3 separate regions of the Mus musculus genome follow, and regions 1 and 3 are each linked to region 2. A link is a loop called in an ENCODE intact Hi-C map of the cell type or tissue named here. Cell type or tissue: left cerebral cortex. All regions are shown on one strand. Each heading gives the region's core, and the rest is flanking DNA. Links, peaks and the distances in the headings are about the cores only.

What was found. Hi-C counts contacts between places; a loop is a spot of excess contacts. Peaks named below come from ENCODE experiments on the same cell type or tissue, not always from the same donor. Only the 100,000 strongest peaks of a DNase experiment are listed, where the experiment ranks them.
Region 1: a loop joins it to region 2, with 5 times the contacts of the local background. A loop is called at or near these places in 4 of 42 quality-filtered maps.
Region 3: a loop joins it to region 2, with 2.9 times the contacts of the local background. A loop is called at or near these places in 2 of 42 quality-filtered maps.

Annotation. Positions count from the first base shown.
Region 1 is chr9:52,672,140-52,682,140 of GRCm38, reverse strand. It overlaps AI593442 (expressed sequence AI593442), which reads left to right and starts at 2,361. Exons shown (of 2, transcript NM_001286641.1): 1 at 2,361-2,558; 2 at 3,624-9,109. The coding sequence starts at 3,866. The coding sequence ends at 4,465. It overlaps Gm1715 (predicted gene 1715), which reads right to left and starts at 2,278. Exons shown (of 5, transcript NR_045333.1): 1 at 2,070-2,278. In left cerebral cortex, for the core only: CTCF peaks have their summits at 5,992 and 7,136; DNase peaks (open chromatin) are centred at 3,644, 3,957, 4,897, 5,949 and 4 more places; H3K4me3 peaks cover 6,321 bases; H3K27ac peaks cover 5,225 bases.
Region 2 is chr9:52,400,933-52,410,933 of GRCm38, reverse strand. It overlaps the pseudogene Gm29692. Among named protein-coding and RNA genes, the nearest start is that of Gm33125, 18 kb to the left of the region's middle. In left cerebral cortex, for the core only: CTCF peaks have their summits at 2,838 and 4,923 (motif pointing left); DNase peaks (open chromatin) are centred at 4,002, 4,226, 7,513, 8,227 and 2 more places; H3K27ac peaks cover 3,083 bases.
Region 3 is chr9:52,738,067-52,748,067 of GRCm38, reverse strand. The region is part of intron 2 of Gm1715 (predicted gene 1715); the gene reads right to left. Among named protein-coding and RNA genes, the nearest start is that of Gm1715, 63 kb to the right of the region's middle. In left cerebral cortex, for the core only: no CTCF peak of the experiment used is centred there; DNase peaks (open chromatin) are centred at 2,380 and 5,835; H3K27ac peaks cover 1,302 bases.

The sequences.
Region 1 (10,001 bases), core at 1,037-9,036, 270 kb before region 2:
ACAGACCAGAAGAGGAGATATAGAAAGGCTTAATGGGATTTTGGCTTGAAAATGTATGTCTTTAATTTGCCTAAAACATTTGCAGTTAAATACCACTATCTCCCAAGTCACACCGAACTGTAGTATGATGCAAGCTATCTAGGGTGAGACTTTGTCTTTCACAGGTTGTGGGAAAAGGCACAGACACCTTCAGCATTCTTAGCATAGCAGATGGTCTCATTTGTAACAAAAGAGTAAGAACACTGGCAGTCCATGACATAATCTGAAATTATGACATGTAAAAAGAATGCCTGTGCTGATGTAACCCCAATACCAGACGTTGTTGAGCTATATCTCCTCTGGAAACACTTAATGACTGCCCCAAGTCTAGAATACAGACTATAAAGGGTTAATTCCGTATAGAGAGTTCTTTTTACAAGACAACCTTTCTCCCCTGCTAAAGAGTTTTCCTAAACAGCCAGATCTCTTTCTGGAGTATTCAAACTTGGATTTGCTTTACAATATGTTGATGAGACTCTGCTGAGAGTGTCCACAAAAGAGCCACTGCCTGTCTGGTATCCACAGTGAAGTCTCACAGGTCACAGTGAAGCAAGCAAGCAACGACTCACCACTCTCTGAGGTCAGTGAATCCAGAGTCACTCGATGTGGAGGGTGGCTTTAACAGGCATCAGGCCCTCTACTTCTGGGAAGGAACACTTATGCAAATATCTAGGTCATTGGCCATCCTTTACTGTGTGACTTTGGCAGTCAAAGGGCATCAGTCTGTGGTCTGAAGCAACTGTGCATTGTTCAGCCTGTACTGAACTGTTATCTTAAGTGGAATTCTTTTTCTTATTGATACATATGAAGATGGAACTGATACTTCCCTTCTCTTTGTAGTGCTGTGAATAGAACCCAAGGCCTTTGGCATCTTACACAAGTGCTTTAACATTGTGCTGCTCCCCAGGCCCCAGATGATTTGTGCTCAAATAAACGAAAGCAGAGATGGGGTGGGGGAAGAATATGGAGTGCCATGCATTTATGGCGTGAGCAGGAGGAAAATGAGAATTTGGAGTAGGGGTAGATGGGTACATAGGGTCAGAAGGAGAAATCTTTTTTTCTTCATATCTGACCTCACTTCCTGACTGTAGCTGATAGGAGTGAGTAAGTGGCAGCTAGTATTCCCCTTAGCTTTCCTTCATGATGTATAGCATGAAGAGGAGGCAGGAACACACACTCCACGACTGACCAACTCGGTGAGAAAATGTTGCACACTTTCTAGACTCAAAGACAGGAGGTAAACAAGACAGGAGAGAAGAAAGAAAAAAGCAAAACAAAACACGGTTTTAATAAGTTATCTCAGTGCCCTAAAGACCATACTCTGTTTAGTTAGTGTTCCAAGCAAGCGTTCCCAATCACTCACATAAAGCAAAGCATACTCTATTTTGAAGATGGTTACTATAATAGAATACACTATTTCTGTTTCTGAAAGGATCCCAAACTAGTCGTTCACTGGTCTCTATAAGATTTTTTTGCAGGCTGCTAAGAGCCTTTTTAGGAGATGTAAACATTTAACTGAAAAAGCAAATGTATCAAGAATCAAGCACGTTGACAAAAAATTAGAATCAACGAAGGGACATTTTTTTAGCAGTACACACAATGTTGAGAATTTTTACGGGTCATTGGTTCCTGCACTTCTCTTTGTAATTTCCCCTTCCCACCCTTCAAGCCCATGTATGCTTTGTGTCTTCAGAATGTGGGATCCTCGAAAAAAAAAGGGGTGTTCAATACACCGAATGGATCCTGGGCCTGAAGATGAGCGTGCGGGGGAAGAAATCAAAAAGCAGATGGGATGACATACTTTGGAGACTGGTGGAGAGATGCAGTCTTTGATGCATATTTAGGTTCCTGATTCTGATTCTGTCACAGTTGTGTTGACAAATGTCCTTGCCATCTCCCTAGTATAAGCAGTTTATGCTTAGAACCAGAGGCAGAAAAATAGGATTGGGGAGTAGCAGGGACTCTGATCAGTCAACAGGAAAAAAAAGTGTACCCCCAGGGGAGAAGATTCTCCTGGAGCAAAACTGTACCTGGAGACCGGTTGAGGTTGAAGCATAGAGCAATGGAAGAACTGAAGCCTGCTTCTTCCTAGGCAAAGGAGTGCTTGTGCTGAATGAAGGTGGGTTGCTGGCAGGGTGGAGGTGGGGATGGGGGTGGGTTTGCTCCTCCCAGCCCCAAAGCTGGGGAACAGCAGGAAACTGGGAATGGTGTTGGAGAGGCTGTTATGCCAGGACAAGGTGTTGGGTATGAGGGTGGGTGGGGGCCTGAGGGGTGGCTTGGAGCCCTGGCGGTGGCTGCCTGACGTCACCGGCCTCTCTGGCAATAGGCTAAGAGCTGAGCTCCCCATAGCAGCAGCAGCAGCAGCAGCAAAGGCAGCGGCGGCGGCGGCGGCGGCGGCGGTGGCGGCGGCGAGGGTGGCAGCAGCAGCGCGGCTCTGTCTCTGGTCCCAGCGCTCCGTGCCTTCTGCAGCCGCCACTGCAGCCAAGGGCTCCTTCTCTGCAACTGGCTGGTCCTTCCAGGTAAGAGACAGTGGTCAGGATGAAGGCTTCCATGGCCAGGGGCCCCAGTGGCAGGATGAGGGCGGGTAAGACCACTCCCGCGGCCTGCGCAGGCACCTCTGGACAGAGCTTCAGCCCCCGCCCCTTCCCTGGTGGAGGCTAGCGCTTTGCCTTGCTGCTCCGCAGTGCAACAGTTTGCACCTGCCTTTTGGGAGAGGCAAGGGAGCTGTGCTGCCTGCCGCGGGTCCTCCGGCTTGGTCCTCTGCCACAGCCTCTGGGCCCTGGGGCCAGGGCCCGGGGAAGGCTGGAGACAAGGTCGGTTCCCCAAACTTTGCAAGCGGGAACCCTTCCCCTTTCAGTTCCTGCTCTGGAAGAAAGAAAAAGGATTTTGGATACTGTCAAGTGGGAGGCTCAGGGAGATGAGGGGTGGGGGGCGCTTGGGAGGATGTGCCTCCGCTGAGAAGGGTGTTTCAGCTGCTTTTGATAGGGAGAAAGGGGGAGGAAGGTAGCAAGGAAGAAGGCTGGAGAAAGGTCGAGTATGATCCTGTGTGCCAGATCCAGCGGGTCAGCTGCGGCTAGGGACAGAGGCAGTGGGGTGTATCCCCTTGGGACGGGGACCTTGGGGGTCTGAACGTCCAGGCTGGAAGTGTTTGGAGAGGGAGGGATGGGGAAGGAGGACTGCGTACAGGGAGCCTGCTTGGAGTGCGTGCTGGCGAGATTGGATCCTGAGAGGAGGTCCACAGGACACAGAGAAGAGGGCAGTTGGCTTTCTGGGAAGTAGAGAAAGCCGCTGTGGCGGCCGCTGTTGGTGGCAATTAGAAAGTTGTGCAGGGGGCAGGGCAGCTGCCTTCTCTGCTGAGTAACCAGTGTCTCCGCGGTGCGGTACGGACGCCAGACCCCATCTGAGCCAGCGGAGCATCTAGCGCGGCTCTCCTGGGCTGCCAGGAGCGGTAGGGTTGGGTTGGTGGGTTGTGGAGATGACAGAGTCCATTTGAGGGCCGCTTGACAGTGGTGTCAGATCCCTCTCTTTCTCTGCACTCGCCTTGGCTGTGGCCGGGACCCTAACTAATCCTGTTTTCTTTGCAGCACTGTGCCTGGGGAAAGGAAACAGGATCAAAGAAGACCAGAGACACTCTCCCTGGGGCCACTAGCTCTGGCCCGCTTGCTTGGCGGCAGTTGCTCCCTCAGTCTTTGGCTGGAGAGCTCACTCCCTCCAGCGCTAAAGAGCAGTTGGGGTGGTGTGGGTTCCTGTCCACGTCTTGGCTGGTGGGAACCGTGTGTCCAACAGAGGAAGCCTGGTGGGCCTGGCCCCTCTCAGCCCAGCGCCGATGAGTGCCAGGGCGCCGAAAGAGCTGAGGCTGGCCCTGCCGCCTTGTCTCCTGAACCGGACCTTTGCTTCCCACAACGCCAGTGGAGGCAGCAGCGCAGGTCTCCGCAGCTCAGGCGCAGGTGGTGGCACTTGCATCACGCAGGTGGGACAGCAGCTCTTCCAGTCTTTTTCATCTACGCTGGTGCTGATTGTCCTGGTCACTCTCATCTTCTGTCTCCTCGTGCTGTCCCTCTCCACTTTCCACATCCACAAGCGTAGGATGAAGAAGCGGAAGATGCAGAGGGCTCAGGAAGAATATGAGCGAGATCATTGCAGCGGCAGCCACGGTGGTGGGGGGCTGCCTCGGGCAGGTGTTCAAGCTCCAACCCATGGAAAAGAAACCCGACTGGAGAGGCAGCCCCGGGACTCCGCTTTCTGCACCCCCTCCAATGCTACTTCTTCTTCCTCCTCCTCCTCCTCATCCCCTGGTCTCCTGTGCCAGGGTCCCTGTGCGCCTCCGCCTCCACTGCCAGCCCCCACTCCACAAGGAGCACCCGCAGCTTCCTCCTGCTTGGACACACCTGGCGAGGGCCTTTTGCAAACGGTGGTACTGTCCTGATTGCGCAGCCCCTCTCCTGACCCTTTCCTCGTCTCCAGCATCTTGACCGTCCTCGCTTTTGTTCCTCCTTCCTTCCTTTTCCGTTCTCCTTTGGCCCCTGTTTTCTCTGCCCTCTTTCCTTACCTGGCCACCCTTTCACTGTCTCTCCTCCGCCGAGGCACTGTGCGGTATTTGTAAATATTGGGCGAGGAAAGTCTCAGAGGAAGAAATAACGCTGATAATACTTTACTGATATTTATAGTAATTATTATACTACTAATAACACAGTCCAAGCGCATGACAAATCACATAATTTCTCATTGTTAATGAAGGCTGCATCTTCCCTCCCCACCCCGTGCCCCCCTCAATAAGGAGAAGAAACCGCACAAGCTACCAAATATTTAAGACATTGACACCGAAGCAAAGGGATGGGAGGGGGCCGGTGATGTTGTATATAGCTGTCAAGTGAAGGTTTAGTCGCCTTTCTGCCCCTCCCTCACGGGCTTTCACTTTTCCTTTAGCTTGTCTCCCCTCCCCTTTCCTCACCTTCAGCTGGGCTCAGGCAATAGTATATTATAAAGGCAACATCTACATTAAGCACCAGAGACCACATAGAATGTCCCAGAAAAACGTTTAGGACAGGTAACCCCTCTCTAGTCAGTCATCATTTCACTTTTTGCTTTCCCCCTGGCAGAATTAGAGTTTTACTTTTAGAAATATCACTCGCTGGTCGAGCACAGAAAAAGAAAACAAAAAACAAAAACATACTATCTGATTTGCTGCTCATTAGGGCCCATTTGTACACCTGACTGGTAGTCGTTTTGGTTTGGTTTGTTTGTTTGGTTTTTTTTTTTTCCCTTTGGGGAATTTTTTTTTTTTTTTTTTTTTTTTTTTGAGCCTCAGAGAAACCGGGAGCTGTCCAGCCAGGTCTGGTGCTGAATATGTCTCACCTTCATGGTTACTTCCTCTGGTTGTGCAGACCAAAGAAGGAGCTGTTTTGGAAAGTGATTGTCTTGGTTTTGATTGGTTTCTTTCTTCTTTTTTCTACAATTGGATTGTTTTTTCTTATCACTATACATTGCATAAGTTACCTTTATGTAAAAAAAAAAAGTATTAGGCAATGTGCAGTTCTGAAAATGCAGTATCTAACCAACTAGTATGTTTCTGTTTTATTTTTAGAACAAGTGCACCTTTGTTATATACTTATTATATTGGTACCAAATACAGAAGAAAACTATAGTTCTGTGATATGTCCTCCAAACTGTATATTTTTGTTCTTCTGACTTTCCAGCTGTTGATATAATGGTTGCCACTGGCTGAGGAAGTCAGTGGTGTAGGCCTGGCTTCTGCTGTTTCCGGAAGTGTTCTTTTGTATTTTACGCTGTAGTAGACTATTATAAAACGATGACACCCATGTTTCCCCCTTTTTCTTTTGTGAATAACAGAAACAACCACAACAGAAAACAAATAATGGATGTGCTGGAATGCCATCTATTAAAAACATGGTTAATATTTAAACAGTGCCTGTGGTTCTCTGCATGCAGTTGCCACCTGGAGGCAGTGCTGTGTGTGCTTGCTTGTACTGTATGTGTTTGGGGGAAAGACTGGTGGAGATGTTGGGCAATTTGGATGACAGGACATGACAATTTCCAAGTTAAATCTGTAAACGCTTACAGGATAAAACTGTTTACAGCTTGTTTAGTTATGACTCCATGCCTGCATCTGATATACAGCAAAGGGGATCTTTCTTCTTCCCAAGTCTGGCCTAATTAACCTCCCTGAACACATAGGAAATGTTAAGGGAAAAGGAAAGCATGAGAGAAGATAAATCTCTTGTCCTCTCTTTAAATGTCAGATAAGTCCCTCTATGTTAGACTCTGCTGTTTAGTGAAGGGCAGTGGGACCCCTACATATATCCATCTCCCAAGCCACTAGCTCCCCTCTATGCTCTGTCTTATTTCAAGTTGTATGTGGTTATTATCCCGAGAAATGATTGCCTCTAATGTTTTGGTTACATATAAAGTTTTCCAAGCTCAGTCTGTATCTTTATAAAATAATTTAATAAGGTTGATTTAGTCACCCATAGATATCATCCAAGTCCTTTCTGAAGCACAGAAGACCATCGTTTAAGCATGCCATGTTGTATCATTAGGAAGATCAGGTATAATCTTTGGATACAATATATTAAACAATGAACCAGATTCTCTCCAGTGCCTTAGTCACTTCCTAGTAACAGGTCAGAGTGCATTCAGTCCCTCGGGCCACCAAGGATGCTGTTAGTGTATCAGAGCTCTACACTGTACAACAGAATGGCTAAGGCACTGTGAAGGAGAATATCCATTAATCTCTTTAACTTGCCCTCATCCAACTGTAGCTCTTAATACCGTCTTACAGAATGGGTTTTAGATGTGAAATCTGAATAGGATCAGGAACCCAGAAGGAAGGTTCATCATTTCAGTGAGCTCTACATAAGTGCATAGATATTACTTTTTTCCATTATTTGGTGCACTCTTTTTACAGTAAATAATTTCCCATTTTATTAAAGCAATAAGATATTCTGTTTTGAGCAGCGCTAGATGCTCATTCCACTTCCTTGGTGCTGAAGCAACTCATATGTTCTTGCCTTATGAATCACAGTGCATTCAAGGCATGCAATAATAATCCCCTTCCAAGAAGCAGCCTGCACACCCTAGGGGGCAATGTCCTACATACTTTTCCCCAAAAGAAATAGAGCAAACAAGAAATAAACTAATTATGTGTATTTTAAAAAAAACATCTTGATACCTCTAACCATAAGCACACATCTGTAATGTGCTATCATTGTGCACCTTTAAGTGTATATGCCTTTTCCATCAATTGACTAGGGATTAATATTTTAATAGTGTCCTGTGTAAAGATGATGCAGCTTATCAATCACATTTCATACTGAGTTTAATATGCTGTGAACCTGGTGGCACCACACAAGATTTCTGTTAGTTAGAGTGATAATTACATGAAATTCTAGTAGGCCAGATCCCACACCAAATTATTGTAATAAAGATACGACAATGCAAATTTCTATAGAGTCTGCTTAGATTGCTACTTAGAGAGCGCAACTGACCCATATGACATTCGAGTTTTCATTTTTATGAGACAAAAGGCATTATGAAAATAGCTAAATTTACTCTAAGGATCTTGTTTACTGATGTCCCGTCAAACTAATTGCTCCAACCTTCTATAGCTACAGCTCAGCTCCTGCACTTGCTATTCAGTATTAATAAAGTAGCATGCTTGATTCTTACTATTTTAAAAATGAGAAAAATAGAGAGAGAATGCCGATATGTCAACTATATGGGACTCTGACTCTTGAAGATGAAGATGGATATAATCTTTAGAATTTATATACACCCATAGATATGTATTTATATATGCATACATTTTGTACAAATTTACAATGGACTTTTTGTATTCTCTTTTCTGTCATTATAAGTATGAGACTGAAACCAAATAGTTGTTCCATCCTCTGATCCAGAGAGGATCTGAGGAGTCAGGTGTATGCATGTACTTGGTTCTCTGAGGTCAAATCAGAATGGCTTTCTCTTTATTTAGTGGAAGGGGAGAGTCTTCCTTGGCTTGGGGAATTGGTAATTAGATAAGCTTCCTTTCCTATATTAGTGACTCAAATGTAGCAATGATAACGAAGTCATGACCATCTCTATGTGGTCCAGCTATTTGATGGATCAAAAATCTATCTACACGAGCATTGGAGCCATCTAGACCACAATCATGGATTGCAATCTGATTTTTCCTCTTCACTTTCAACTTACATGTTGTATGAGATACAACATATACCTGCATAGCTAAAGGTAAAATGAAAATATACCTACTATTTGTTTAGTTTGAAGAGTAGCTTTTTGGAAAATATGGACAATTTAGCTTTAAAAATTACTGGGCATTTGACTTTTTAACCCTCCCTATCTGTAACCATTGAATTGATTAGATACTGACTAAAATTTCTTTTTCCAATGCATAGGCATAGATTTTAAGTGCTTTTAATGGATAATTGCTAAGAAATGACTAACTAGTATTACATGAGAGTTATGGGCTAAATTGGAACCAGAAACTTTAATATGGCTTCTAAAATTCACTCCCATGGAAGTCTAGGCTTTGGACTCGAATCTGAAAAGCCACTTATTCATGTTTGGAAATTGTGGTGTGGTCCATAGATGTTCATGTAAGAACGGATTGCCCCATCTACACAGGAAGGTATTTCATCACTGGGCTGAATATAAATCTGATTCTGGTTTAGTTTTTCCTTATTTGATAACATTTTGGAAGCAGACGTGATGGCTTCACATCAATACTTATCAATGTCACCAGCCCAATGGTGCAATTGGTGCAGTGTCAGAATGCTTAGTGGAGAATAAGAACTTACTTAGCTTTAATTGAGAGACAGTGCATTATTCGGGTTGCTTTACCCATTTGAGGAAGGATATTTCACTGAGACTTGTGGTCTCACAGGATTGCTGCTACAGAGAGGATAACGACAGTGATGGCATCAACAGAAGAAGTGATTTTTGAACTCGAGTATATCCAATAGATAGAATAAAACAGGTATTAGAAATTCATGAAAAATTTGTTTTGCTTTTATATCAATAAAAGAGTTTTCTTGTTAATTGGCCTTTGGACACGATTTCCTTATTAATTTACTGTACAGCATGCCAGAGTTATAAAATATCTCATCCTGTTTCGTTTAGATACAATTTACTAAAAGAGATGGTCAATTAAAAATATTTCCACAGCTTATCCTCTCTTCTACACAAACCAGCTGCATCTCAGAAAAAGGTGTGTGTGTGTGTGTGTGTGTGTGTGTGTGTGTGTGTGTGTGTGTGTACGCATGAGAGTGTTTGATATTACCCAGTAAACCGAGTCTACAGTTATAATTCAGTGACCCTTTTAGGCACCAACTCAACCTCTTAAGGATATTCCCTCTTTTTTTTTCTTTCACTGTTTTAATAATAGCCTAGTCTATCTGGAAGAGACGTGTTAATATCTCATTTTTCCCTTTAGAGAGGGATGTCTCAGGTTCACACACATTTAGATGGATCAGAGTCTTGCTGAAATGCATCTTGTCAGAGCTGCTTCTTTTATGAGATGCTATTTTTCTATCCTCACTTTCTCCTGCCATTCAGCATTATAGTCTTAGACCCAGACCTTAGTCTTCAGTCTCTATGTTGTCACAGGTCTCCTCATCCCAGCCTTACAGTTCTCAGCTCTGCCACTGTTGGGAATACTACCTCCCTATTGAAGATACAGTAGACTCTGTGTTTCCTGTATTCTCTACCTGCACTGAAAGGTATGAATATTTCCTCAGGATCATGAATCAAACCACTACCCCTGCCACCTCAACGCTATGGTCCTTGTAACATGTTAGATGCTGTGCAGAGGTATTTCAAGTTGTATATAGGTTGTATAGCCTTACGCTGTAAAGCTCACTGTCTTGAGATCTGAGTAGATGCCTGCTTGACATTTACCCTGAAAAGCTGTTTAGATGTTTATCACACACCACCAACCCTCT
Region 2 (10,001 bases), core at 628-8,627:
AGTGCTAGAACAATACTCAAAATTCGTGTAGGCTACATCTACCAATATTGATATTGCTCAAAACTGGGAACAAATTGATCATTTAAATGCATTTATTTATTCCATTAAAATAGTAATTACATACATTACATGCTAACATTTTAAACATTTTTAAGACAATTTAAAAGCCTAATCTCCAACATCAAAAAATTGCTAAGGAAAGTGATATGTTGTATATTTTGTAAATCTGTTTTGTGCTTGACTTACGAGAAAACATTTAGATTATCAAAACTGCTTCTACGGTCAATCTATTAACATGCATCATTTAGTTGATGGATATAAAGGAAATATATTTCTTACAAATATATTACTATTTTCTTTTGGAAATAATATTAAACAGATTTATTTGATTTTACCCTAAAATTCACTAAATGATAGGTTCTTACAAGCTAATTGTGTGTGTAATTGGAAAATGTGTCATTGAGCTCATCGGACTTAATTACATTAAAATCTACAAGTGTCTTCTGAACACAGAGTGGGACACACACCCAGGCTGATCCTCTGATGTCATGGACTGAACGTTTGAAAGATATTAATCCCTTGAGATGTGAAGATCTTCCAGGTGGTGACAACATACCATTATCTACTCTCAACAATGCCCGTTTAACATCACCACCTAAATATGACAAAGGAGCCAAGCCAGTGGCAGATAGGAGTCTCAATTTTCACATAAGAAGCTGAACCGTTCATCACTGGCAACAAAGAAAACAAAAACTGTCAGTTCCTTTTCCTTAAGACAAAGGTTTACTTTGTTCATTTTGGGGGAAAAAAATCTGCCAAATACTCAAATCTAAATAACTGTAATTAACATAGCAGTCACACATTGAAGTAAAAACCTGTGTGTGGGCTCTGTTTCCCCAGAACCCAGTGACTGAAATGAAGGCACCAAACATTGGCTAAGGATTCACAATGACTCCTCCACCTCTAATTCTGTTCCCTACTAGTTTTGTGATTTGCCGAACACCATGGCTTCCTCCATGTAAAACACAGTTGGTGCAATGAGAGCAGCCACTTCTGTGGATGTTGGAAAGAGTTCATGAACAAATACATGATAACTGTCAGAATGGCCCCTGACACATTGATAGTGCTGTTAACTCTTGATACCATCTACTAAAAAGTAACATTAATATTAATCTTTTGCTTCAATGATATATTAAGTGTTCATCATATAATAAACATTTATTAAATAAATTTAAAGAAAATAAGATGGTTGAGGCTAGAGAGATGACTCAGCAGTTAAAAACATTGCCTGCTTATAGCAGAGCCAAGTTTGGTTCCCAGCACCTCATGACAGCTTATAACCATCTGTAACTCCAGTTTGAGGGGGTCTAATGCCCTTTCCTAGTCTCAACACTTCATACACACATGGTACACAGACATGCATGCCAGTAAAACACTTACAAATAAAATAACTAAATGTTTTTATTATAAAAGATAAGAGCTAAATGCCTAGTTTATCACCTAAAACAGATAGCTCCTGTGGATTCTGACATGTTGAGTTTGCAACAGATGTTGAATCCTAACTTCAATAGTTAATGTCTATAGAAGTTGATTTTACAGTTAAATTAGCAAGGGGGTTAGACTGATAAGGTGTCAGGAAGAGTCCAGAAGGAGAACAATGAAGGAGCCAGGCTCTGGGGACCAGCAAACATGGATCCAAGTGTAAGACATATTATTTCCTGAGGGGCTGGTGATAGGGCAATTCTGAGGAATGTGGATAATTGATCAGAAACAGTAAAGTCTCAGTAAGGAGCTGATTCCAGTTAGTGAGAGCCATGGACTGGAGAAGTGGGAGAACAGTGAGATCACTAGGATGTAAGATCGAAAATAACGAGGTCTCACTTAGGGTTTTAATAGCAAGAAGACGGGAAACCTGAGGAAGGATGGAAGGGTAAATTCTCCAAGAGCTGGTGAGTATTGCTTCCGCATTGGGGTGGCCTTCTATGCTCTTCACAGAGGCATGAAAAGGGGCTAAAGAGCGAAAATAAAAAATAAATAAAATGAGGTTTGCCTGGTAGGTTTGAGGTAAAAGACAGGAGAGAGACAGAGACAGACAGAGAGAGACAGAGATAGAGAAAGAGAGAGACTCTTCTATTGTAACCCAGGAGTCTCTGGAACATCAAGGAGAGGCAGATGCTGATCAGAACTGGAGACTCGGATCTGAGACCCGATGGTTCATGAGTAGTCATGGCAACCACAATCGGAAGGCGACCACCTTGTGAAAGCATTTGGCCATGACCAAGGACACAGCACCTGCCTCCCAATGGACAAGTTGAGGAAGAAAAGCTTCCCTGAGAAAAAGGATGTGGCCCTCCTGAGGAAAAAGGATGTGGTCCTCTCTGGAAGGGAAATGATGTGGTCCTCCCTGAGAGAAAGAGGTGCATTCTTCCCTGAGGGAAAAGGATGTGATCCTCCCTAGGAGAAAAGGTCATGGTCCTCCCTGAGGGAAAAGGATGTGATCCTCCCTAGGAGAAAAGGTCCATCTCTGATAACTTCACTTAGTCTTACGACCTAACAATAGGCATATCCCTCTCTCCCTTTCTAGTCCTCTGCCTTATCTTCAAATCTCAAGGTCTGGAGTTGTGCTTTGGGTTGCCCTTGTAAGAGCAATGCCTTACCTGAAATCCTACCTCACTCCCTTCTCCCCTCAATGCTCCCATTTCCTTCATGAAGATTTTAAGTTGCTCCACTAAGTTAAAACACAAGCAAACCCAAAGGCACAGTATCCAGTGGCGTAATGCAGGCACCCGCAGCAAGCAGCCTGGTGGCATCTGCGCTTGGCAGACTGTCCCTCCCAGGGCACCCAAAATCACATTAAGCCTTCTCCCGTGTGCATTTGCAACCCTCCGTGGAGGCAAATGCAAAAGCGGAGATGACAAGAACAGAAGGCAGCAAATGGAATATAAAATGTGGCTCCATCCCAATTCCACCCCCTCTTCCAGGAGGAGGGAAGACTGGGGAGGTGGTGAGGTATTTTAGGGCAGATGATTCCCCAGATATATAGAGCCTGGGAGTCCATTGTTTCCCACCTGGTGTACAGTATTGTCCTGTTCTCCAGGCAAAGCAGGAAATTAAAAAAAAAATCACCACAAGACAGACTAAACCATCTGTATGTGTGGGACACTGAAGATTCTCAGGTGGAACTATATATCTATGAGATAAAATTAAACCACTTACATATTCATAAATTCCAGAATTTGAAAAGTAGACTCCAGCACACACCAGGTATTCTGGCTGTTGAATTGGAATACTTCTTCAGGACCTACTCTTGAAAGTTTAAGTACAGAGCTTTGCAACTGGAAGATCCAGGTGACAACCTGTGCTTGAACTCAGAGAGGAGTACATAGTCTAGTGACTCAAGAAGTCCAGAGGGGCTGTGGACAAAGGTTGGCGTGGGAGTGGGTTTACTTGCAGGCCTGGTCCAGATTGTAGACTCCAACAGGAAACCATGGCTCTGGAAAGGGGATGGAACTGAGAGCAGCCAATGAGATAGAGCTGCTACTCAGCAAACCCAGCCTCTTTCATAGACTCCAACATCGACCAATCAGGACTGCCCTTAGATGTTGCATGCATAGTGTCTCACGCTAACCACACAGGACTGCTTCCAAAATGGACACCAACACAGCCCACACCTTACAGAAGAGGTCTGTTGCTACCATGACCACATTGCCTTTTGGCACAATCCTAAACAAGCTTGCCTTTTTTTTTTTTTTTGTCTACTCTGGTCTCAATTTCTTAGTTAACCACAAAGTATAGGAAGGGAGCAAGACAGACACAAAGTTACTAAATTTACAGCCTGTGCTGTGCTTCTGTGGCCTTTGGACTCTTTCGTTGACACACTTCTTTTATCGATGCTTCCAATCTGTCTGTATGGTTCAGAACACTGCCTGGGGGAGATCACAGACTCTTCTCTTGATTTGTTCAGCTTAAGTCGAATGCATCCCTTTTCCAGCTCCTTCCCTAGGGAGTTAGATCTCGGATGCTGTGTTAGAAAGCCAGCTGAGTACTGCCATGCATTTATGTACCGGATAAACAAAAAACACTATCAGGCACTTGTGCAACATGCAGGTGTCTGCTCACCCTAAGTTCTCAGTTCAGAAAGCTTGCATACATTTTGGAGAAGCCAATAGCCTACCTGATGTGCTACTCCGATACGTCCATGCTTCGTGGCTGGATTTGCTTTCTGCTGCCAGGTCTATATTTAAATTTGACTAAAGCTTGCTGGTGATTACTGCTTCCCCTGGTTCTCATTGAGATCCTGGCTCCTACTCATAAAGGCTGCAGTTCAAATTGCCACTAAAATTGCTGGGTATTAACATTAAGAAAGGAGCAATTAAGACTGTGGATATACTGGCTTGTTTTGCATTCTCACCTAGAGCCTACTGACTCTGAAAACAAGGGGACCACATATGCTGGATACTGAGGGCAGACTTGGAATTCTGGGAATGCAGAGATTATAAAGAGTTCATTCCTTTCTCTTCCTTCTGCTTTTTCTCCTCAGTAATGTCCAGCAGAGATTACTGTGTGTCTAGAAGGTATCAGAAACTTACAATCACAGCGACCGGGGTCACAGTAGTGAGCATGGCCAACCAGAGCCCCTCTCTCCAGAAGTTTACCTTTATTCAGACAACAGTGAGTGTTATGAAATTAGTAGTGGGGACATGAGAGAGGGTGGGTGAGATAGATAGGCTGGGAAGGGAAGGGCTCTCTCAAGATTTGACATTTAAACTGAGAACTGAATAAGAAGAAGGACAGTGGGGCTGGAGAGATGGCTCAGAGGTTGAGAGCACTGTCTGTTCTTCTAGAGGTCCTGAGTTCAATTCCCAGCAACCACAGGATGGCTCATAACCATTTATAATGAGATCTGCTGCCCTCTTCTGGCCTCCAGGCATATGTGCAGACAGAATGCTGTATACATAATGAATAAATCAATCTTTTAAAAAAAGGACATTGTGATGTTTCAGGGAATGAATTCTCCAATTAAAGACAATGAGGAGTTCAAAGATCCTGAAGTGGGGAATAATATCTAAGGAGTTGAGGTTATCAAAGGGATGCCTGCATGCTTTTGTGTTTTGCAACAGAGAGCAGCATAGAATGAAGTCAGCCTGAGGGGAAGATACCAACTCACTGGATGGACATGGAAACCAAAGATGCTGATGAGTTTAAAATTTAGCCAGGCATGGTAGCTCACACCTTTAATTTCAGCACTCTGACAGCCATGGCAGATGGATCTCTGTAAGTTTGGAGCCAGTGTAGACTACATAGGAAGTTCTAGAAACACAAGGACGATAAAGAGACCCTACCTCAACATAAATTTTTTTCAGAATATAAAATATAAGGAGCTGGGATCATATCTTGTGGTATATGACTTGTCTAGCATGTATAAGACTCTGATTCTGGCCTCTGGTACCTAAAAGAAAATGAATTTGCCCTGTGCTCTAATGAGAAATGACTGAGGTGCTAGCTGGAGCGGGCAATGTAACTTGACTTGCATTTTTCTTTAACTAGGCAAAGAATTTTATTAACCTTTTCCAAACTTTACTCCTAGGCTTCTTCAGCCTAATTTTCCACAAAGAACGAATTAAGTAAAAGCAAAAACTGAAAAGAGTGGCAGTGTCTGGGGCCTTGGAATTAAAAATATTAGCGACCTAGATTTTATCAGATTCATAAACAAAAAGATTAAAAAGCAGTCATGATATAAACCAGAAGCTCCTGTAACTTCTGCAAATGTCACCTTCCTTCTTCTTCTTCTTCTTCTTCTTTTTTTTTTTTTTTTTTTTTAGTTTAGTTTTTCGAGACAGGGTTTCTCTGTATAGCCCTGGCTGTCCTGGAACTCACTTTGTAGACCAGGCTGGCCTCGAACTCAGAAATCCACCTTCTTAAGAAGGTGCCTCAGAACCGGGCGTGGTGGCGCACGCCTTTAATCCCGGCACTCGGGAGGCAAAGGCAGGCGGATTTCTGAGTTTGAGGCCAGCCTGGTCTACAAAGTGAGTTCCAGGCCAGCCAGGGCTACACAGAGAAACCCTGTCTCAAAAAACAAAAAACCAAACAAACAAAAAAGAAGGTGCCTCAATACCATTTGCCTTGTTCTTAAAAGCGTCATCAAAATTCTCCACGAGATCTGGAACTCCATCCTCCTCCTCCTCTCTAGGAGCAAGTGGTGCTTTTCTGTCCGTGGATTGTTTGGGCAGGGCTTCATCCGGGCTCCTGAAACTAGTCAGACCTTCTGCACGGAGCTGGTTTAGGATGCTGGCAAGCATCGCTGTCAGCCGCTTTGTCTCAGCGTGGCCTGCAATGGTGAAGGTGTTCGCTGCCAGAGACGCCTGAACTTTAGGGTTGTTAAAATGAACCACTGTTCCTTGGTTTGTAAACGTGTTTACCTCTTCAATACCCCTAACTTCTTTAAGGAGAACTACAGTATTTTTTTTTCTGTTTTGTTTTGTTGTTTGTTGTTGTTGTTGTTGTTGTTGTTGTTGTTGTTGTTGTTGTTGTTCCGTCTGCTGCAGCTGTTCTGTGAACCACTTTCTTTCTATGAGCAGTTCCTTTCCCATCAATGAGCACTTGTGCCTGACATCTGGACATTTTTTTCCTGGTTCATGAACATTCCTTTCATCTTGTCCGAGTAGAAACAGGCCATGTGGGAGACTAAGGTTCAAGATCAGGGGGTCTCAGGCAGACCAGCAGAGATAAGGCACACACACACACACACACACACACACACGGGGACACAAGACGACAGCTCCTGACTTGCATTTTTTTAATATATTTTTTATTAGATATTTTCTTCATTTACATTTCAAATGCTATCCTCTTTTCTAGTTTCCCCTCTGAAAATCCCCTATCCCCTCCCCGCTCCTCCTGCTTCCCAACCCACCCACTCCAGCTTCCTGGCCAAAGCATTCCCCTGTACTGGGGTATAGAATCTTCTTAAGATCAAGGGCGTCTCCTCCCACTGATGACCGACTAGGCCCTCCTCTGTTGCATATGCAACTAGAGACATGAGTCCCACCATGTGTTTTCTTTGATTGGTGGTTTAGTCCCAGGGAGCTCTGGGGGTACTGATTAGTTCATATTGTTGTTCCTCCTATAGGGCTGCAGACTCCTTCAGCTCCTTGGGTACTTCCTCTAGCTCATTCAATTGGGGACCCTTTGTTCCATCCAATAGATGACTGTGAGCATCCACTTCTGTATTTGCCAGGCACTGGCATAGCCTCACAGGAGACAGCTATATCAGGGTCCTGTCAGCAAAATCTTGCTGGCTTATGCAATAGTGTCTGGGTTTGGTGGCTGTTTATGGGATGGAGCTGGGTGGAGAATGGACTAGAAAAAAACAGACTCATCATTCCATAGTCATTCTTAGTGCTAGAGACAAAATAATAATGTGGAGAAATCTCGACCCTGTTTCTTCATGGTGGCCAAAGCTCGTCTCTAACCTAAGGCATAGAGTTTGGTCCCATGTAGTGGTCCAAGAGGATAGAAGTGGATCCTGATGACAATTCCTGAGTGAGAAGCTTCCTGGGTGTGTGGATCTGGCATGTGAACCTTTTAAAAGTACTCCTATTCTAAACTTACCTGCATTTTAACTCCCACGACAGTCTCAAGCCTCCTCCTCCTCCTCCTCCTCCTCCTCCATACATCACTCAAACTCAGCTTCTGTTAGAACCATACAGGAAATCTTTAAAGACCAATATCCAGTCTGTGCCATTCTGTCATTAAATCAAAACCTTGGGCTTGGGTCTCAGTACTTTCTTTAATGCCACTCCACATGATTCCACAGGGAAGCAAGGTTGCTACTGGCTCACAAAAATGGCCATGTCAGACCCCTCTGATAGTGATGACATGTAGCATGGGACAGTGGGACACATGCTCTCCCACTGCTGGATCCATGGAGAGCCTGGGCGAAAGGCTGTGATAAGCTCTTGAGTGACAGGCACATTGTGAAGCCTGAATGCACACAAGCTCACACACAAGGGTCCCTCTGCAGTCAGCATCTTACTCTGTAGTGGGCTACCCAGATTTGCCAAAGGAAACTAGAGAACCATTGCCTTCTTAGGGGGGATTTTGAAGACCTTGACAAACTCTAAATAATTTTTTAAAAATTAGAAACAAAGGATGATTTCATTCTAATAGGATGCCTATGCAGCTAGCTCCATAAAGATAGATGCCACCCCTGCTCTGAGCGCCTGACATCCCACAGAGCCCAAAATGTAAAAGCTAACACATCTTGTCAAGCTCTAAAATAAGGGAAGCAGCTTGCCCACTTTTCTATTTAGTTGCTCTGCATTTGTTATGCTTAACTGCTAAGGTTTTTTTTTTTTTTTTTTAAGGTAAAGAAAGGAAGGAGAGAAGAAGGAGGAAAGCAGGAGCAAGGGGAGGGTAGTAAAATTAACCGTGATGAAGTAAAGGTCAGAACCTTGGTGAAGTGAGCTAGAGCTATCAAGTCTTTCATTTTGTCTGGAGTGTTGATTTGATTTGTTTCTTAATAATACAGGAAAGCAGACACAGCACCAGAGAATCAGAAAAAGCAAAACAAAGCAAAACACCTTTTTATAGACTTTTCCACACACTTAGCACTTAATTACATTCTTTCTTACATGATATTGTGTCGTTACAGGTGTACTGATGTTTCTGAATCTGGAACTTTTCTCAAGAACACACTGGCGTTGCAGTTTTACTAGCACCTGTTCACGGGATCGCATTGCCTCCACATCACAGATCTGCTCTCAATAGCTCACCTAAGACTTGTGATTTTATCCTTGTTCCTTGTCCCCTAGTGTCCACTCTTCATCTTCTCTGTGTGAAGAGACCCTCCAAAGGAAGCAGAAGGCCCAGTACACTCCCCTTAGTAACAGTGGAACTGTGGAATCTCAAAAGCAGGTTGTCAGGAGTCTTAGTAAATAAAGCCCGTGGGTTGTTCGGCTTGCTTAGGTTGATATTCCCTGTGTGAAGATGCAGACACCTACAAGGAGCAGGTGGACACTGTATCAAGCAGTGCTTAGTGAGTCGGACCTCTGAAGCAGAAGGAGCCGTAAAGTTGCTGGAGTAGAGGTGGAGGATAGATTTCCTTACTCAGGTTGGAGTGCTGGAGTACATTGACTAGCAGGCATAGTTATGCCCTCAGATGAGCAAGAGAGCCTTCAGCAGACAAAAATGTCATCCTTAGCAACCTGGAGTGGGACATGGGAAAGGCAAACACCATCAGCTCTGGTGAAGAGCAATGGGGATGGGTTGTTTTAAAGATCTCCACAGAGAGTACTTAGTGACTGCTGGCTAGAACTGTCTGGTGCTGAGGCTGGCCCTAGAACCACCTGAGGTCCTAGCCTGGCTATGCACCTATGAGAGGGGACAAAACGGAAGCTCTCTCATTCACAGTGAGACTCACTGCACCTAAGAACCTGAGATGCTGGTGAGACTTAAAGCTTGAGCCTCAGCTTCTGCTCCAAGGATGAGCACAGAAACACAGATCACAGTGAGAAAAATAAACCTGAAGAAAATGACAACTATTGGACTTTTCCCTCTCATCTGAGGACTCTGAACTGCATACAAACACACACACACACAGTCATGCACACACTTACACATGCATGTACACAATCATATCACATGAATATACAAGGGGAAGGGATGAGTCTTTGGAAAAGAACAGGAAATGTAAAACAGGAAAAAGGTAATGGGAGGTGAGTGTAGTCAAACAATGCACAGGAACAAAGACGCCATTACAAAATCCAACATCTTCAACAAAAATACAGCAATATTTATGCTATGCTATAATAAAACGTTTTAAAATGCCAATTTTTGCCCCTAAAACAAGGTCATGAGTCATGCACACACTTACACATGCATGTACACAATCATATCACATGAATATACAAGGGGAAGGGATGAGTCTTTGGAAAAGAACAGGAAATGTAAAACAGGAAAAAGGTAATGGGAGGTGAGTGTAGTCAAACAATGCACAGGAA
Region 3 (10,001 bases), core at 1,194-9,193, 340 kb before region 2:
AGCTCAAGAGGTTAAGTGACTTTGTTTAAGGTCTCAGCTCCTCGTGGAAAATCTGGCATCTAATATCTATCACTCAGTATACAGGGCATGGGATTAGTTGTTGAGATGCCAAAGATGAAAAAGACACAGCCGGTCTCTGCCCTCAGAAGATTAGAAACCAGAGTGTGAGAGCAAAGATGAACAAAGACTTAATTCTGTAAGGATGAGGCAAGAGGACACTGACTATGATAAGGGAGCTTCTGATAAGGGAGGCAGACTGATAAGAATGTAAGGACTCTGCCCTTTTCAGGGCATTTGAATTGTAGTTGAGAGGAGATGAATCCAAATGCAGTCTCTTAGATGCAGAGGCATGAATCAGATGTGGGGGGAGTGAAGGTAGTGGTGACCAAAATGCCGAGAATAAATACTGTAATATAACACAGAGGTCCTTCTGTTGTTCAATATGGCCCTATGGTCTATGGTGTAGAGACAAGGAGCGTTTCAGTGGCCCATCCTGAGATTTCTTCTTAGTCTCTCCCCTATAATGTGCCCAGGTTCTGGCTTGTACTGTGCATGTATTCAAAGAAATAACTCAGCCTATTGGCTAAACGTACTGTGTATAATACTGCCCTTTACCTCCTAGGCTAGCTAATTCTTGTCCTCACTACTTCTGCCCCACCAGGGGCTCATATTTCCTTGGAGCTAACTCTTAAAATGGCCTCCTCACTTCATCCTCCTCTTTCCTCTTCGAAGTGTCTCATAAAACTTATAACCATGGTATCTGCTACTGCTGTGGTCAAATATACTTTTGACTTAGAGAAAAAAATTCATGGTGTGACACTGAAGGCCAAGGTGGCCAGGATATTCATGATTGATGCCTGTGGTCCTAGTGTCATGTCATGTCATTCCCAACTCTCATGCATATCTCGTGGCTTGTATATATTCTCCTATAGGTTCTTAATCTGTCACCTGTCACCTAGTCACCTCTCTAGACCCATTCTGCATGTCACCCTCTCTGCCTATGTACACCATGTGACTTTGTACTTTTTCACTAGACTAACTTTTTTCTTTTTCTTTCCATTCTACTTTCTCGTCTTACAAACTGAGTTCAGATGCCCTTATGAACAGTGACTGGGTTGTTTACCTGTCTTCTCAGTGGTGAGTCCTGGCCAGTGTTTTGTATACAAAGGACACAGAAGTGTTGATGATAGAGTTTAAGTGGTGAATTATTCATTTAGACAGCATTAATTTATGGCCCTTCAGGTAAGATAAGGTGGCTCCCTTTTCTACCACTGAGTCTCCCCAGGGCCTCTGTGACCTTTGGTTTTTACCTGAATGGCCCCCATAGGAAGTCTTCTTATGTAACCAGGTCATAAGTTTCAGCCAAAGACACATTATCCTCCACTAGATACTCTTTGCATCTTTAATAACCACTATCCTTTCCTTTCTATTTAGTTAATTGAATGTTCGTGTCCTAGTTAATGTAAACCAATCTAGGTCAACCAAGGGCTCTAAACCAAGAGGCAGTCATTGACTTTACAAAAGGGCTCTATAGGAAATCTCTTTTGACAGTAAGTTCAGATTATCTTACTTAAAACTAGTTGAATAGATTTTAAAAATCAAGGTGGACCATGAGTTTCGAAGAGAATGGGTTAGGGGTTTGGTGTTACTCACTCCTTCCTTGATGGTTTTGAAATGAGATAATTTCACTGTAGACAATTCTGGGTTTCTGTCTCTGTCAATACTTTTATGCAGACTAATCAATATGCTGGCCCTCGTTCTGTTTGGGAGGTGGCCAGATAAATGGTTGTCTTATTGCTATGCCTTTGTCACTCAGCATTTTTTAATGTTTCTATGTCAGACTGAATTATGACCTTAAAAGTAAGCCTGCCACTATGGAAGACAGATATGTGCCTTCCCAATTTCTGCCCTCAAAAAGAAGTGGCAAAAGCCAGCATGACAAAGGTAGTAGTGTAGTGTTAGGTTTCTGAAGCCACAGGGCCTTAGGTTAGAAGCAGTGTATATGCTGTACTCAGTATTAGTGGCCATATTGGAATCCTCAGGCCAGCAATGGAGTAAAATGATGTTCCCAGTAAAATGACATGGTGGCACAACTTTACCATTATTCACTGGTGTAGACATTTTACTGTTTCTCTCACTTCCCGGGGGATTTTATGGATGATCTCATCTCCTTTAATAAATAATTATTTGTACAGAATGGCTGGAGTTAGTCTCGGTGATTTGCAACTATAGAAACCTTCATCTATGCACTGATTCGGAAAGTTACCGCTCTCCTTCCCTTACTCCTCCTTGACTGCCTGCTTCTATCCCTGTCCTGACTGTAAGCCAACCCATCTCATTATAACATAAAGAAAGAAAGAATGAAGCATCTCTGCACAGGTTCTGAAAGTAACAGCTATCTCACATCATGCACGCATGCACACACACACACACACACACACACACACACACACACACATGCATTGTCACTTAAAATCCCAAGGGACACTGAAACTGGTAGTCTACTGAGAAACTAGAATGGAAGTCAGCCACAGAGCATCTTAATGTTTTTAGACCTGGGTGTGTCATTTAAAGGACTGCATTCTTCAATTTTAAACGTGCTCACCCTTCTTGGTGGTCTCAAACTAGCATGTTCCCTGAGAGATGCATATTCTAGAACCAGACTCCCATGGATTGGCATCCTGTCATCGTTATTTATGAGCTGTCAGATTTTCTTGCTTGCTGAATGGCCTTCTCTATAAAGCCTGGGTGTCAGTAATGCCTCCTTCAGAAGGCTGTGATGAGGCCTGGGATAATGAGTGTGTGGCAGTCAGCATTCTGATTGTGAATAATATAATTCCGGGTAAATATTACCACTTAAAAATTGTCTTCTTTGTTCATCGTGTCACGAAACAATCTGTAAAACAAATCCTTATTTACTGTCCTGCTCGGTGGTGTTCTGGAATTTAATTTCACCACCTCTGAAAATCCAACTGTGCATTCGTATTCGCAGGTTCACCTTTGATGACCTCACACCAGTAGCCTGAAATTTGCCATTGTGACAATGAAATTTACCATGGGGACGGGCAGGCATTACAAGGTTTCAGGTTCTGCTCTTCTTATCTTTCACTGTGGCTGCCACTAGTAGCCTCTAGTTTATTGTGTGGGTACCTTGTGTGAAGGCAGAGACAAGCTCAGGGCCTACCAATCAGCAGGTGCCCTCACTTAAGCTTGGAGGCTGAGTAAAGGTACCAGGTGAACTAAACTATAGAACTGTAGAGTTTGGGGCAAAGGTATATATGCAATAATCTGCCTCGTGTCCAAAGGTTCTGAGTGTCAGAAGGTTGAAGAGTCAGCCAGTAGCCACAGACTTACTTGTTAGGCTGGAACCCCTGCTTGCCCCTGCATAAGCTGGGAAACCCCATCACTCCTCCATCCCCCAGCAATCCACCCACGAGTTCCTATCCTATTCAGGGGCTTAGTTTTTGGCCGTATTTGGGCATAATTCCAGCTTCTAGCTGACACATCATCACTCCTTGCCTAAGCTCTATAAAACCCCCTTGTTTTAGCCCCATGTGTGACTCCACTGACCTCCACCTGTGAGATCCGTGAACTCACCTGAGAGTTGCCTCCTAGTAAATCTGCCTCTATCTACTTTTAATGTGGTGTAACATGGCCTGTACCTGCTTCTCCAAGGGAGAGAAAAAAATCATTCATTACTCAGCAGTATAGAGGAGTTTCTTGATAGCTGGCAGGGAAAACAGTGGTGGAGATACAAGATCAAGGTATACTAACTACAGAGGACTGATGTCTCTGGGCCTCACTGTGTGGAATGGAATCAAGCTAGATGTGTAGCTTTGTTACTAGGGTGCTGGCCTCGTATGAAAGAAACCCTGGGTTTGACCGCTAGCACTGCATACAGCACACAGTAATCATAGGACTCTGGAGGTGGAGGCAGGAAGATTCGAAGTTCAAGGTCATCCTCAGCTATAGACTCAGTGTGAAGTCAGGCTCTGATATAGGAGACCAACCTTAAAGCAAAGAGAAGAAACTAACAAAAATGGGAAGGGCAGGAGACGTGACGTTTGTTTGTCTTTCTGGTTCTGGAATACCTCACTGGGTAAGGTCTTGCTAGTTTGCAACAGATGAAAGCCATTACAGAAAACCACACATAATCAAAACGTAGAGATGTAGGGCCCAGAGTCCAGTCCTAACGGATACAGTTATAGAAAACTTAAGGCTCAGGGAGCGCTGTGGAGGAGAGGACTGTAAGATTGCTAAGAGCCGGATCCTTTGCTGAGAGATTATGTCTCCTAGGAGTGTCAGAAGTTACACCCATACAGTCTTACCAACATGAACTGAGCAGGGACATAAATACACATGATAAGCACATGTCTGACTAGACATGCTAAAGTGGAGAGAGAAAAGTTCATGAGGCCTCAACCCTACGCAGAGAACTACAGGCATAAGGGATGCTGAGATTGGATGAAACAGTCCTTCCCGGGGAATAGTACATGGATTGGTTCTTCAGTACCAATAGTCAGCCATGGAAGCATATGTACTTAGAAGTGTGTGTGTGTGTGTGTGTGTGTGTGTGTACACAAATATATGTATATAACAAATATAGGTATATAATTTAAAAGAGGCCATAGATTTAAAAGGGAGCAAAGAGAGATGTATGGGATGGATTGGAGGGAGGAAATAGAGAGAAGAAATGATACAATTGTATCAAATCTCAAAAGTAAAAGAAGTAATCTTCTAAAAAGGGAAAGAGGGCTGAGTGGCGATTGCCTGAGAAAGGATGTCAGTGACTGGGGAGCAGTTCTGGGACCCTCCCTGTGCTGAGTTTCCTTCGCTGTAATCTTGGGGCAAATGGAATTGTTTAATTTGGCCTTCCTCTTGGTCCTGGGATCAGCTTGGGTAACTATCTTAAATTATCTATACTTAGTAATTTGTGGGGAAAGCCCCATTCTTGTGTCATCTCAACCCTTTCTGAAAATCACCACAGGGTGTGGGGAGGAGAACACCTTAAACTGTCCCTGGTTCTCCAATCGTCTCCCACAGGTAGGCAAGGCCCACCCTTCCCCACTCCTAGTACCTGACTCCTGTTAAATGAATATTTATCTAAAACACCAATGCTGGGGCTGGAGAGATGGTTCAGCAGTTTAGAGTATGCACTCCTCTTCCAGAGGGCCTGAGGTCAATTCCCAGCTCCTGCATGATGGCTTGTCACCTATAACTACAGTCCCAAGGGACTTAGTGCTCTCTTCTGGCCATGGCAGGAACCAGGAATTCATAGAATACACAGAAATACTCATACAGAAATAAATAAATTTAAATAAGATAATAAAGAAAGAAAGAAGAAAAAAAGGAAGAAGGAAGGAAGGAAGGAAAAAAGAAAGGAAGGAAGGAAGGAAGGAAGGAAGGAAGAGAAAAAGAACAGTGTTGGACAATGGCATAAAACTATCCAGACAAGAAGGGAGTTGAGTTAATTAATAAACTCTCTCCTGTAATCATCTGGGCCAGGGCCTGTCTTCATCCATCCCTCTACTTTTACTATTTCACAGTTCCTTCACTACTTTAAAGATGAGCTTTACCACAGTTGATGAGGAAGGGTATTTCAGTATATATTCCAGTACAGGAGATAAAGACCTTTCGATCGTTGAAGGGGACTTAGAGATCCGTTAGAATCCCACATTCCCCTTTGTGAAGTAGGCAAATGAAGGCTCAGAGATCTAGAGTAAAGCTCTTGAGGTTTCCCAGCCAGTCTTTGGTAGAGCTGAGACGGGAACACCAAGTTCCCTGTTCCAAACTCAGCTCTTTTGTTACTTGCTGTAGCTCTGCAGAAATAGGCGCACTCTGATGACTCGTGCCAGGCAGCAAACGGTGATAAATAAGAACTGAATAGGTTCTGAATGTGGGTTTTGTAAGGGTCCATTCAGCAGAGAAACCACCGTGGATTGTCATTTCAACACGAAGGCATTTCCATTTCCCAGGAAAGGAATACTCCGTAGAAAGGAGAAAAAAAATTGTACTTGCTACTGAGCCTTTTATTCATGGGTTTATCCTCAAAAGCACAAAAGAACGGGACTAAGGAACAGTTATTATTTGGAAACGTTAACCTGAAACTGTGAAAATGCTAGACTTGCTTCTGTTGAGGGAGAAAATATCTATTTACTAGGAGATTAAAATAGTGGCTATTTGCATTTCTTTAAAATAGACTTTGAAAATACTGTGATGGAATAATACACAGCAATGCAAGAGAGGTGCCCACCCAATCACAGGGGCTTGGCCAGCAAAAGCTAAGAACTGGAAAACGTTGGCAGGAGAATTACTGAAGCCTTGAGTCTGGCCCCGCTCTGATCGATGTGTTTAGAATCTCTTTTATTGAACTGAGCTGCCACTGTGCCCTTTGAAGTTGGTTTTCTTTCTTTCTTTCTTTCTTCCTTCCTTCCTTCCTTCCTTCCTTTTTTTTTTCTTAATACAAGACCTGCTGACTACAGGCTTTGTTTGTTTTGTTAACCATAACAATTTCCCAGGAGAAAGGACGCCACCTGATACTTACTGTCTAATCAGTAACTAGAACGATGGGTCTGAAAGGCATAATTGTTTCTGAAGTCTTCCATAACTGAAATGAAGGGAAGTGAGGACCCATAGTGTTTTTGCTGATGCTTTTCCTTCCTTTGAATTCAGAGTTAGCACACACTGTGGTGATGTATGCACCACAAGGCCAGCACGGGAAATAGCAGTGTGGTAGGCTGTTGTCAAAATGTTTCTACCCTTGCACTGTAAACCCTTGATATTTTGATATCTTCTAGGTTCCTATTATAGGTTTCATAATCATTTAGACTTACTCATATACTTGGCTTGTGTTGTGTATGTGTATATGTATATGTATATATTTGCATATATATGTGTGTATGTGTGTGTGTGTATGTGTAATTTTCTTGAATCAAACAGCACATAGCAGGTGTAAACACATAAATATCTGTTAATGAGTCGTGTGTTATATTGCCTTCAAAGCATGTTTTATTGATATTAACCGCACTTTACCCTTGAAATGTGCTATCTATAAATGTCATTTAAAATAACCTTTATGTATGCATGCCTATGGTATATGTGAACCCTCATATGCTTGTGTTTGCATATATAGAAGGACATATGATATGGTGTGTTGGAGAAACTACTTTGAATGGTAAGAATTGAACCTTTCATGGTAATTGTTGCCACAGTGACTCAACGTGGCAGTAATCCTCAGGGTTTTATCATTTGTTTTTGGCTCTTTCTTTCCTAAGTGATTACATATGTAGTAAAGAGAATGAATTTAAAATATGTCTCTTATTTTCTAAGTGCTTAGATATGTACTTAAAAGAATGTCATATTTTGTCAAGTTCTACTGTGTATTTTGTAACAGGAGTTTTCAAGTTGCTTCCTGGAAATGTCAACCGTATATAAGCATGAGCAAAAACAAAACAGTGTTATGGTTTGTCCATAAATGTGTGTCCCGACGACACATGTGCTGAAGGATTGGCTGCCAGCTGGTGGGCTTTGGAGAGGTTATGAACCTGGAGCTCATTGTCACTGATGGATTGATACATGGATTAAAGTCATGGCTAAACTGACTACTGGGGTATGAAACCTTGCTAGAGAAATAGGCTCATGGCACATGCCTTAGAAGGTTCTGTCTTATTCCAGTTACTGTCCTTTTCATTGTCTTTCTCTGGGTCTTGTCTGCCAAGATAAGTAGCTTTTCTCCACCATGATGTTCTGTCTCACCACACATGGGTCCAGAAACGAAGTATCCAACTTCATTCATGCATCTAAACTGTGAACCAAAATAAATCCTTCCTCCCTTAGCTTTTTTCTCTAGGATTTTGTCACAGCAATAGAAACCCAATGCAAACAATTAAGCTTGTATAAGATTTGAGTGCACACTCCAAACCTTGCCTTCTTTTTTTCTGAGTGCCCTGACCCCATTGTTCCAGAAATATGAGAGAGAGTGGTAGGGCAGAGAGATGCAGAGTGCTGTATTGGAAGAGGAAGATGATCCAAATTCTTTTGGCGAAATTTACCACTTGTGTGATCTTGGGCAAGTTTTATTGCTTCGCAGATCCTTACTTCTGTTATTGGAGAAATGGGAATAATATCTGCTGTGTGCATTGCTGCTCTGGTGGTTAGGAGGCCTATAAATGAAAGATGAAAGTGTTTATAAAATACAGGATGTACATGTGTGTGTGTGTGGGGGGGTACCTTATAAAACGAAGCCTCATGAAGGTGGCTGCATTTATCCTGGAAATTTTATTTCCAGCTAACCTTTCATTTCCCTTGTCCTCTGTCATCGAAATTTCCAAGCTCCATATGATCCTCTACATCCCTTGTCTTTATGGTTTTCTGTGGTATTTCCAACACTGGTTCACTACCTGGTTATTCAAGCATTCATTAAACCTTCATCCGGAGGTACAGGATGTTCAGGGATGGCGATGAAATAGTTGAATAGACACATGAAGTACAGATGAGGATGAGGGAGCAAGGAACAGCAGGGACAGTGAAATCCTACAGAGGGGACAGGTTTCCTATTGCTATTTCCTCAAAGTCATTTTCTATGTACTCATATGGAGTCCTGCCCCCAACCACATTAAATGATGATCCAGAAACAAACAAACAAACATACAAAAGCCTACTGAATTTGATAGAGTTATTTTTGGGGACAACACAGCTCCAGGTGAAAGGAAAAAAAATCTTACATGGTTACCATTTGGTCAGCTAGGCTAGGACAGATGGTCTAAAGGGATCTGTGTGGTTAGCTCAGGCTGTCTGTCTTTAGAAGAGTTATCTGACCAGACTTAATTAGAATAGGTCTTAGGACTTTGGGGGAGGGGCTTCCTTTCAGGAAGTTCTATGCATGCTTATAGCACGTACCCTTGGGGTGGTCTTGTTAGAACAATGTCATAGGTGTCCAGAACAACGTTTCGTTTTGCTGTGACCTTTCATATGACTTGAGATGGCTCTGCTTTATGGCTGGCTCTGAGGTTATCAAAGTTATAGACTGTGGCAAATTTGTCATAGGAAAGAATTCTTTCAAGCAAATTAAATCAGGGGTTGGCGGAGAGAGTGGGGGAGGCTGAAAGGGGGCGACTCATCCTAGAATAGGTTAAAAAAGCAAAACGCCCAAAGTAGAAATATTAAAAATAGAGAAACCTCCAGTACCAGATGGTCAGAATTATGAACAAGCCTGGGGACAAAATTAAATAAATCCTCATGGAAATATTTTGTCATCCACTGGAAGCCTGGATGGGCACCCAGAGCTGCTGAAAAGCCTCCTATGCTCCCTCTTTTATCTAGAAGCTACAGTGCCGAGAGTTTGCTGAAGTCTGACCTACTTTCTAGGAAACTTCTTATGGTTAGGAAGAAAAGAAGGGAAAAAACTGAAATGGTATCAAGGCAGTGGAATGCAGAGATAAAAGCATTGGCCTTGCTGTTAAGGAAAAATATTTTTAGCAGTAGTAACTGTCAATATTGACGGGGTGACAAGTAGCGTTTATTGACTGCTAAGTGTGCCATGTGCCTGGTTTCTCGTAATGATTACAAAACCGGGGTGTGTGCCTGCTGCCACCCCTCTGATACAGAGGCACCGGTGGAGGTTCTGATACGTCACAACTCCAAGACAGTGGGGACAGCACCTCCACCTAGTCCTCTTCCTGCTCCGTAGAACACACGTTACACCATATGCCTTCCTGACTCATTTCTCCAACTGACCTTTGCAAAGTCACTGTGTCTCCCTCAGCTTCATTTTTGTTTTTTAACTTTCAAGTCATTCAATTAGACTTGTCCCATCTGTTAATAACAAAGTGCGTTATTATTGGTTTAATTTCATCTCTTTCTCTCAGATTCTAACTGCTACAGGGACAGGAGCTTGGTTGGAATTCTTGTGTTCTAGCACGTAAGCACAGGGTGTGTCTGGCAGACAGCAGATGCTTAGTAAATAGTCAACAAAAGAGTATGTACACTGTAACACATTCCTT